Regions from separate parts of the Homo sapiens genome. Here regions 1 and 3 are each linked to region 2. Evidence: read pairs that join two places in POLR2A ChIA-PET (ENCODE). Cell type or tissue: MCF 10A. All regions are shown on one strand.

Evidence for each region. ChIA-PET counts read pairs that join two places held together with the same protein. Peaks named below come from ENCODE experiments on the same cell type or tissue, not always from the same donor. Only the 100,000 strongest peaks of a DNase experiment are listed, where the experiment ranks them.
Region 1: POLR2A ChIA-PET joins it to region 2 with 5 read pairs; 3 of 35 experiments call an interaction of 5 or more read pairs at or near these places.
Region 3: POLR2A ChIA-PET joins it to region 2 with 8 read pairs; 2 of 35 experiments call an interaction of 5 or more read pairs at or near these places.

The regions. Positions count from the first base shown.
Region 1 is chr3:136,837,507-136,840,006 of GRCh38, forward strand. The region is part of intron 1 of SLC35G2 (solute carrier family 35 member G2); the gene reads left to right. Among named protein-coding and RNA genes, the nearest start is that of SLC35G2, 20 kb to the left of the region's middle. In MCF 10A, no CTCF peak of the experiment used is centred here; no DNase peak of the experiment used is centred here.
Region 2 is chr3:136,785,929-136,788,428 of GRCh38, forward strand. No RefSeq gene overlaps it. Among named protein-coding and RNA genes, the nearest start is that of SLC35G2, 32 kb to the right of the region's middle. In MCF 10A, no CTCF peak of the experiment used is centred here; a DNase peak (open chromatin) is centred at 1,033.
Region 3 is chr3:136,956,903-136,959,402 of GRCh38, forward strand. IL20RB (interleukin 20 receptor subunit beta) reads left to right here and starts at 1,081. Exons shown (of 7, transcript NM_144717.4): 1 at 1,081-1,299. The coding sequence starts at 1,212. The region is part of intron 2 of IL20RB-AS1 (IL20RB antisense RNA 1); the gene reads right to left. In MCF 10A, no CTCF peak of the experiment used is centred here; a DNase peak (open chromatin) is centred at 969.

The DNA of each region.
Region 1 (2,500 bases), 52 kb after region 2:
AAATAGAATCACATCATGAATACTCATTGACATCTTTCTTTTTACTCAGCAATATGACATGAGGGTTTTCTTATGTAAATATATATACATATAAATTACCCTTTTAGATGGCTGCATATTACAGTAATGATTTTCTTTAACCAGCATCCCATTAATGAGAAGTTTATTTCCAATTTTTCATTGTATAAAGAAAGCCATGATGAATATTTTTGCATGCACATCCTTATATACTTTGCTGGTGATGATCTTAGGATATATCCCTGAAAATAGCATTGCTGGGTCAAAGAGTTCACATATTTTAAATTTTGACACCACATGTTCCTGGTACAATTAACTCTTTTTTTTTTTTTTGAAACAAGGTCTTGCTCTGTCACCCAGGGCGGAGTGCACTGGTACAATCTTGGCTCACTGCAACCTCTGCTACCTGGCTCAAGCAATCCTCCAGCCTCAGCCTCCCATGTATACAGCTGGGACTACAGGCGGGAGTCACCACGCCCAGCTCATTTTTGTATTTTTCTGTAGAGATGGGTTTTTGCCACGTTGCCCAGGCTGGTCTCAAATCTCCTGAGCTCAAAGTGATCTGCCTCCCGAAGTGTTAGGATTACAGGTGTGAGCCACTGTGCCCGGCCATAAAATTAACTCTTGATGAGGTGAATTACAGTATGTATATTCTTTATATATAATGTCCCTGTCAATGACAGAACTTGGTAAAGTCTCTTCAATTTTGCAGTAGCATATACATATATATATATATATATATATATATATATATATATAAATGCACACACAACGTGTGTGTGCTTGTGCATGCATGTTCTCCTACAGACATTAAAGGAGTGTAGTGATTTTAATAAATCTAGGTATGCTACTTAACCAATCAGATGTTGTTAGGTTTATTCAAAATTTGACATATGGTTTGGTCTGAAACGATGGCATCTGGTAACCATTTCTTATCTTACATTGATTTTAATGAAATATGGTATATGGGAAGAGGTGACTGAGTTGTAATTTTAGTGAGTGGTATCTATAGTGTGAAGAATCAACGGTGTCAATAGTATGAAGAATCAGTTATGATTAAGCCAAACCAAATTTGTAAAATTTTGAACTGATTCATTTGGTATATTTTTAAGTTTTGGCCTCAAGAAGGAGTTCAGGCTTGGCTTTTTTGTGGATAAATAGTAGCAAAAATAGGACAAATGTGAGCATGTGGTGCATGTAGTGTTTGAAGGATTTGATAGTAGCTTCTGTTGATCCTGGGGTGTTCTTTTTTTGTTCAGGAACTGATGCATATCCTGGGCAGTTGGAAGCCTTCTTTAAACTCAGCTGGGCTGCTCTGATGATCTCTCAAGAGTTAGGTAAATTACAAACAACCAAGAAGTACAACTTTAACATGCATATTGGAACAGCCCAGTAATTTTACATTTAATTAGCATCTAACCTAATTGGGTATTTAACCATTTAAACAGAAACATAAAAAATCATGGAAATAGAAAAGATCATTTTATTCCTGCTTCTCCCCCTTCTAGTGATGGCTCCTTCCTACCCTTAACAGCTTCACCCAGCACAGCTGAATTTAAAGCTGCTGACTCACAGGAAGGTGATTCTGCTTTTTTTTTTTTTTTAACAGAAGGAAAGTTAAGTGGTAGATGATAAATGTGTTCATTGAGGATGGCATATTTTATGCAAATTGATAAATCCACTGATTCAAAGATTAGAAAGGCTCTTTCCTGGAAAGGAAGTGTCGATTATAAATGGTGAAGACTTGCATACTTGCATTCTAGCAAGTTCTTAGCTGCCAGCCAACACATTCATCACCAAGTGCCAGAATGGATTTTAAAATGTCACAACACAAATTGCTCTGCTCAAAATCAGGCACCATCATAGTCACACAAGCCAAACCAACCTGCTTGTTTAAAAGTGCCACATAAAGTTTTTTTTTCAACCTCAGTTAACCTTTTCCTTTCCTGGTATGCCTGGTTCATTGCAGTCTCCTAAAGTCATGAACCTTGACTGAGTAGAGAGAGGCCAGGCTTCTCCCTTTGACTTTGCCTGTACAGCAACTAACTGGTCCAGGTGCTTTTAAACTGATGGTAAGACTAAATGTTTAGCCCAGCTCTAACCAGACTGATAACTCTCACCCCTACCTTTTCCCCTATACCTTCTGCTCTTATTTATTTCTTTTGTTTTTCTCAATCTTTTCCCTCCCAGAGCCAGCTGTTGACTTCTAGAAGCTACTGCATAGCTGATAAGCCCCTGACTATTCCTTCCCTAATTTTCTGCTTTAGAACTGTCAGTGGAGTGTCCAGCTCAAACCTGGGCTAGCCCTCCTGTTTGATGCTTCTCTTAGCAGCCCCTACCTCAATACCATCAGATCTGTCTTCTTACCTCCCCTCATCTCCAAGTCCCTTAGTTGTAATTTCCACCCACTTCTATAACCCAGACTGACACAGCCCAGCAAAATCCTCAGGTCTGTCTACCATTCTCCTATAGCCTAGCTCAG
Region 2 (2,500 bases):
AATTTTTGTATTTTTAGTGGAGATGGGGTTTCACCATGTTGGCCAGGTTGGTCTCAAACTTCTGACCTCAAGTGATCTGCCTGCCTGTGCTTCCCAATGTGCTGGGATTACAGTCATGATAAACTTATTTTATTTTATTTATTTATTTTTGTGTGTGTGTGTGACAGAGTTTTACTCTGTTGCCCAGGCTGGAGAGCAGTGGCACGATCTTGGCTCACTGCAACCTCTGCCTCCCAGGTTCAAGCAATTCTCTTGTCTCAGCCTCCTGAATAACTGGGACTACAGACGCATGCCACCACACCTGGCTAATTTTTGTAGTTTTTTAGATACAAAAAAAGAGATGGGATTTCACTGTGTTGGCCAGACTGGTCTCGAATGCCTGACCTCAAGTGATCTGCCTGCCTCAGCCTCCCGAAGTGCTGGGAATTACAGGAGTGAGCCACTGCGCCCTGCCCGATTTTGTTTTGAATGGAACATGTGATCACTCTGATATTCAAAGGAGTAGTAGCAGAGAGCACAGGACTTGGTGCCCTCCAAAGCCTATGGGAGTCTTGAAGGATATTCCAAATGTGGAAAAAAAATATTTTTTTCCCAAGAAAATTTGTGCGTGTGAAAGAGTGTGTGTGTGTGTGTGTGTGTGTGTGTGTGTGTGTGTATGACTGTTACCAGAAGAAAGGGGATTGAATGTAGGAATGTGGAATGATAACTATGCACTACAACGATAAACAAGCGGAACTGAACTTAAAAACCAAAGCTTTCACTCTGCCAAAGACCAAATTTTTGTTAATGACCATACATGCCAAGCATTTGTGATTCTAAGCACTGCTTTCACTTTAGGATTAAAAAAATATCCTAGGAAGTGTGTTTGTTGCTTATTTGTTATCTGGTGAGTAATGGAATTACTTCAAGTAGATAATGAAAATCCGCTTTTTATTTAATATAAGAATTGCAGAGAGCAGAAACTAAAATCCTGTAAACAATTTCTTGCTGAGTCATTCACCCTTGCTCAAGACAAGCTTTCACTTTGCACTGAATTTTAATGTGATGTTTCTTCATCTTCCCCCACCTTCTGTACCATAGTCAGCTAGTCAGTAATTTCTCTTTGACCAGAGTGATACTGTCCTCCCAGAATGGTCAGGCAGACAGCTGAGACATTTCTAGGGATCTCCATACTTTTTCACTTCCAAGGATCCATTCATGATCTTTCTCCCAAGGATCCATGGGTGTAAGACCTCATTGCAACACAAACTATGCGTCTGGAAAATAATTAATTTGTGTCCTCAAAATTTATTAATTGTAGTAACCATGCTGGTATAATTCTAGCACAAACTAAAGCAGTTTTTTAGTTACTTTTAAAAGCACTCTCATGAGTTAAAGCGGGATTTCTATCAAGCTTTCTGAAATAATGAAAATGTTGGAAGTCATTAAATAACTTTATTCCAGGGAGATATATGTTTGCAAAGATAATTCTGGTTTGGGTAGGAGAAAAGCCAAGTCAGGGAGATCTGCCAGAAGACTGTTTTGGTAGTCCAAAGAGAGAGAGATTTGTTAATAAAGAGAAGCATGAGAAATGCCCTTTGGAGTAAAATTGACTACCTCAGAGTGTCTAGCTTCACTGTGCTAAATAAGGCAGGACCTGCTGTGCAGAGACCAAAACTAACAAGTCTCTCAGAACCACTGTACTCAGCATCTCCCCTGAACAGTCTGTGTAGCTGTCACCAGGTGGCACGTGGTAGGAATCTGGGTCATGCTGTGTAACCTTCCTGGTTAGGCCACGAAGAAGTGAGAGAAGTGCAGTCCATATGATTTGGTCCATAAATACAAAACTTCTCCTTGATATGAATTAACCAACTACTAACAGGGCCAAATGATAACATTCATGAGCTTTGGGCAGTTTTGAATCTGTGGGCCCTTCCCTCCATAATAAATATTAAAAATTATATTTTATAACTGCATTGGTATAAAGATGAATATAATCCATGCTGGTTTCTTTTTTTTTATTGTGGTAAAATATACATAACATTTCCCATTTTAACCATTTTTAACCATACAGTTCAGTGGCTTTAAGTACACTGGATTCTTTTTATATGTTTATTATTATTTATTTATTTTTATTTATTCTGATTTTAAAAGAAATTAAAATTAAAACATTCTGCAGGCCCTTAAAAGTATCTCGGTCCCTAGATACTGTGCTAGCTGTACCTAATGGATGAGTTGGCCATGACTATTAGATGGCAAAAAAAGGGCAAGAAAGAGCAAATTTGAAATGTACTCAAACTCATTTTACAGTTCACACACACAAAATGACATTCCAACTTGCTTTTCCTTTCTGCAGGGAGACATTAATCCTAGGAAGCAGTGTGTTTACTGGATGGAACACAGGACTATGGCACACTGAGATCAAGCATTATTTTTGTCCCATACTAGGTATGTATCATACTCAGCACAATGTGGAGCTCAGACAGGCCCATGCGAGGAGCCCAAGGGGGTCAGTGCCAGC
Region 3 (2,500 bases), 170 kb after region 2:
CTTGCTTCCTAAAAACAACATTCCTGGCTGATTTTTTTTTTTTTTTTCCAGAGTTTAACACCCAGTCCTGGAGTCACCTCCTCCAGGAAGCTTTCTGTAATCCTACAAACTGGGTTAGATGTTTCTTTTTAGTGATGCTATGTTTCCTTACGAATATTGCTGTCCCTTCATTTTAAAAATTGACTTATGATTATTCCCGTGTCTATCTTCTCCACTAGTTGGGAAATTCTTGTTGAGGGAATGGACTGTTGAATTCCTAAGAACTAGCACATAGTAGGCCTTCAGTGAAGGTTTCTTGAATGAATAAATAAATGACCAACTTTCCCAAGGTTACATTGTAAGTTCTGAAACTTGAACCAAAATACATTATACTCTAGAACCCATGTTTATTCCACTATTGTATTTGCACATTAGGGTGGTTAAAGTCCTTCAAGGGCTAAATTTTAAAGGGCTAAATACTATCACAAGGTTTTTCTTCCACCTATTGAAATTGGTTTTAATTTTTCAGTAATACATTCACGTGACTCAGTAATCAAACGATATACAAAGATATTCAGTCAAAAGTCTTGTTCCCATTTTTCTCTTCCACCTTTCCAATTCCCACTTTCTCTGCCCCAAGGTAACCAATCTTGTTCATTTCTTATATCTTCTTTTAGTTTTTCTTTTTGCAAATGCATGCAAATATGAAGCTATATATTATTCTTTACCCTCCTGACTTTTAGAAGGGTATTTTAAATTTTTTCAAATATCTTTAGTTTTTCTGAAGTGGGTACATATTAGAAAAAAGAGCTAGTCAGTACCCAGCTTGAATGAACTCACAGAGAGAAACTTGGAAGAGGACAGCTATTTAATGAGGGAGGGAGATAATCCTGCCTGCTCATTGGCTTTTAGGGAGGTGCAGAGTCCTTTAGGACAGAGCCTGTGGTCCGGGTATTGCTCATAGGCAGATTCTCAAGCTCCCCAAAGTTACATTTTCTCTGGAACTCTCCTAGGCCACTCCCTGCTGATGCAACATCTGGGTTTGGGCAGAAAGGAGGGTGCTTCGGAGCCCGCCCTTTCTGAGCTTCCTGGGCCGGCTCTAGAACAATTCAGGCTTCGCTGCGACTCAGACCTCAGCTCCAACATATGCATTCTGAAGAAAGATGGCTGAGATGGACAGAATGCTTTATTTTGGAAAGAAACAATGTTCTAGGTCAAACTGAGTCTACCAAATGCAGACTTTCACAATGGTTCTAGAAGAAATCTGGACAAGTCTTTTCATGTGGTTTTTCTACGCATTGATTCCATGTTTGCTCACAGGTAAGTATGAATTAGAATACATCCAATAGTTTGGGCCTTGAATATAGGTTAAGAAGGCAAAAAATACTTTCCCAGGGCCTGGGGTTGAAATATGTGTATAGAATATCGTATATCTGTTTTACAAAAGATTTATCACCTCCTAAACCTCTATTCCCACATCCCAAAGAAAAGGCCTGCATTCTGTTTGGAAATCTCTCTTCTTAATGTCCACACAACAATCTAGAAAGAGAAATCATCAAAATAAATAAAAGCAGAGCTCTGTGCACTTTGTTACTTATCTCATCGTCTGGTTTTATATAGTGCAATGTAGTTCTTTCAGACTTACTGTGTGTGTCTTGGAGATGTTAACTGTAAGAACAAATTAAAACAAAGATTCTAGCAAAATACACATGAATAAAAAGACAATTTGTGAGCTTAACATTGGATACGAGACTTATAAAAATTGGATTTCTCTACTGGTCATTGAAGAAAAGGTACTCCATAGCATTCTAAAAAATATTTGGTTTGGGACATTTCCCCTGCCAGTGAGATTACATAGTTTTCTCTGCTCCACTCCTGGTTGCTTGTACCTATCTGCTTTATTGTCTTAAAATTGGAACTCTGTAGCCTTTGATGTTTGTTCATGTCAAATCACGTTTAAGAGAAACTTCTAATTTTGATACTCCAAGACACTAGGCACTTTGCAGTGTTGATGGGAGCCTTGAGTACTTTCTCTCTCTCTCTCTCTCTCTGTCTCTCTGTCTCACTCTCTGTGTGTGTGTGTGTGTTTTACACAGAACTAATTTAATTATTCTAGTTAGTTTACATCAGGTAACAAATCAGTACTAAGACAATTTGCAAAGGTGTAGAACTGGCTTAAACATCAAATTTATGGTGTTCTTTCCTAGCTTAAAAACCTTCACAGCTCCCAGTTGTTCAGCACATGGTGTCCAAATTCTGTTGTCTCTCATCACCCAGCATATTCAGGCCCCACCCTATATTTATTTAACCCTATTTCTCACTACTCCTTGAAAACGAATATGGACTACAAGCAGCTGCTGGCTTAACAGTCAGCATATTATACCTTCATTTCCTCCTCCTGGCCTTTATTGTTATAATTTCCCACCAGAAGCAGCATCTTCAGTATTTCCTTCTACGTCTTTCCAAGACCTCTCTTTGACCCCAGGTACTTTAGCTTCAGGTGGTTACTTCTCTTTCCAGC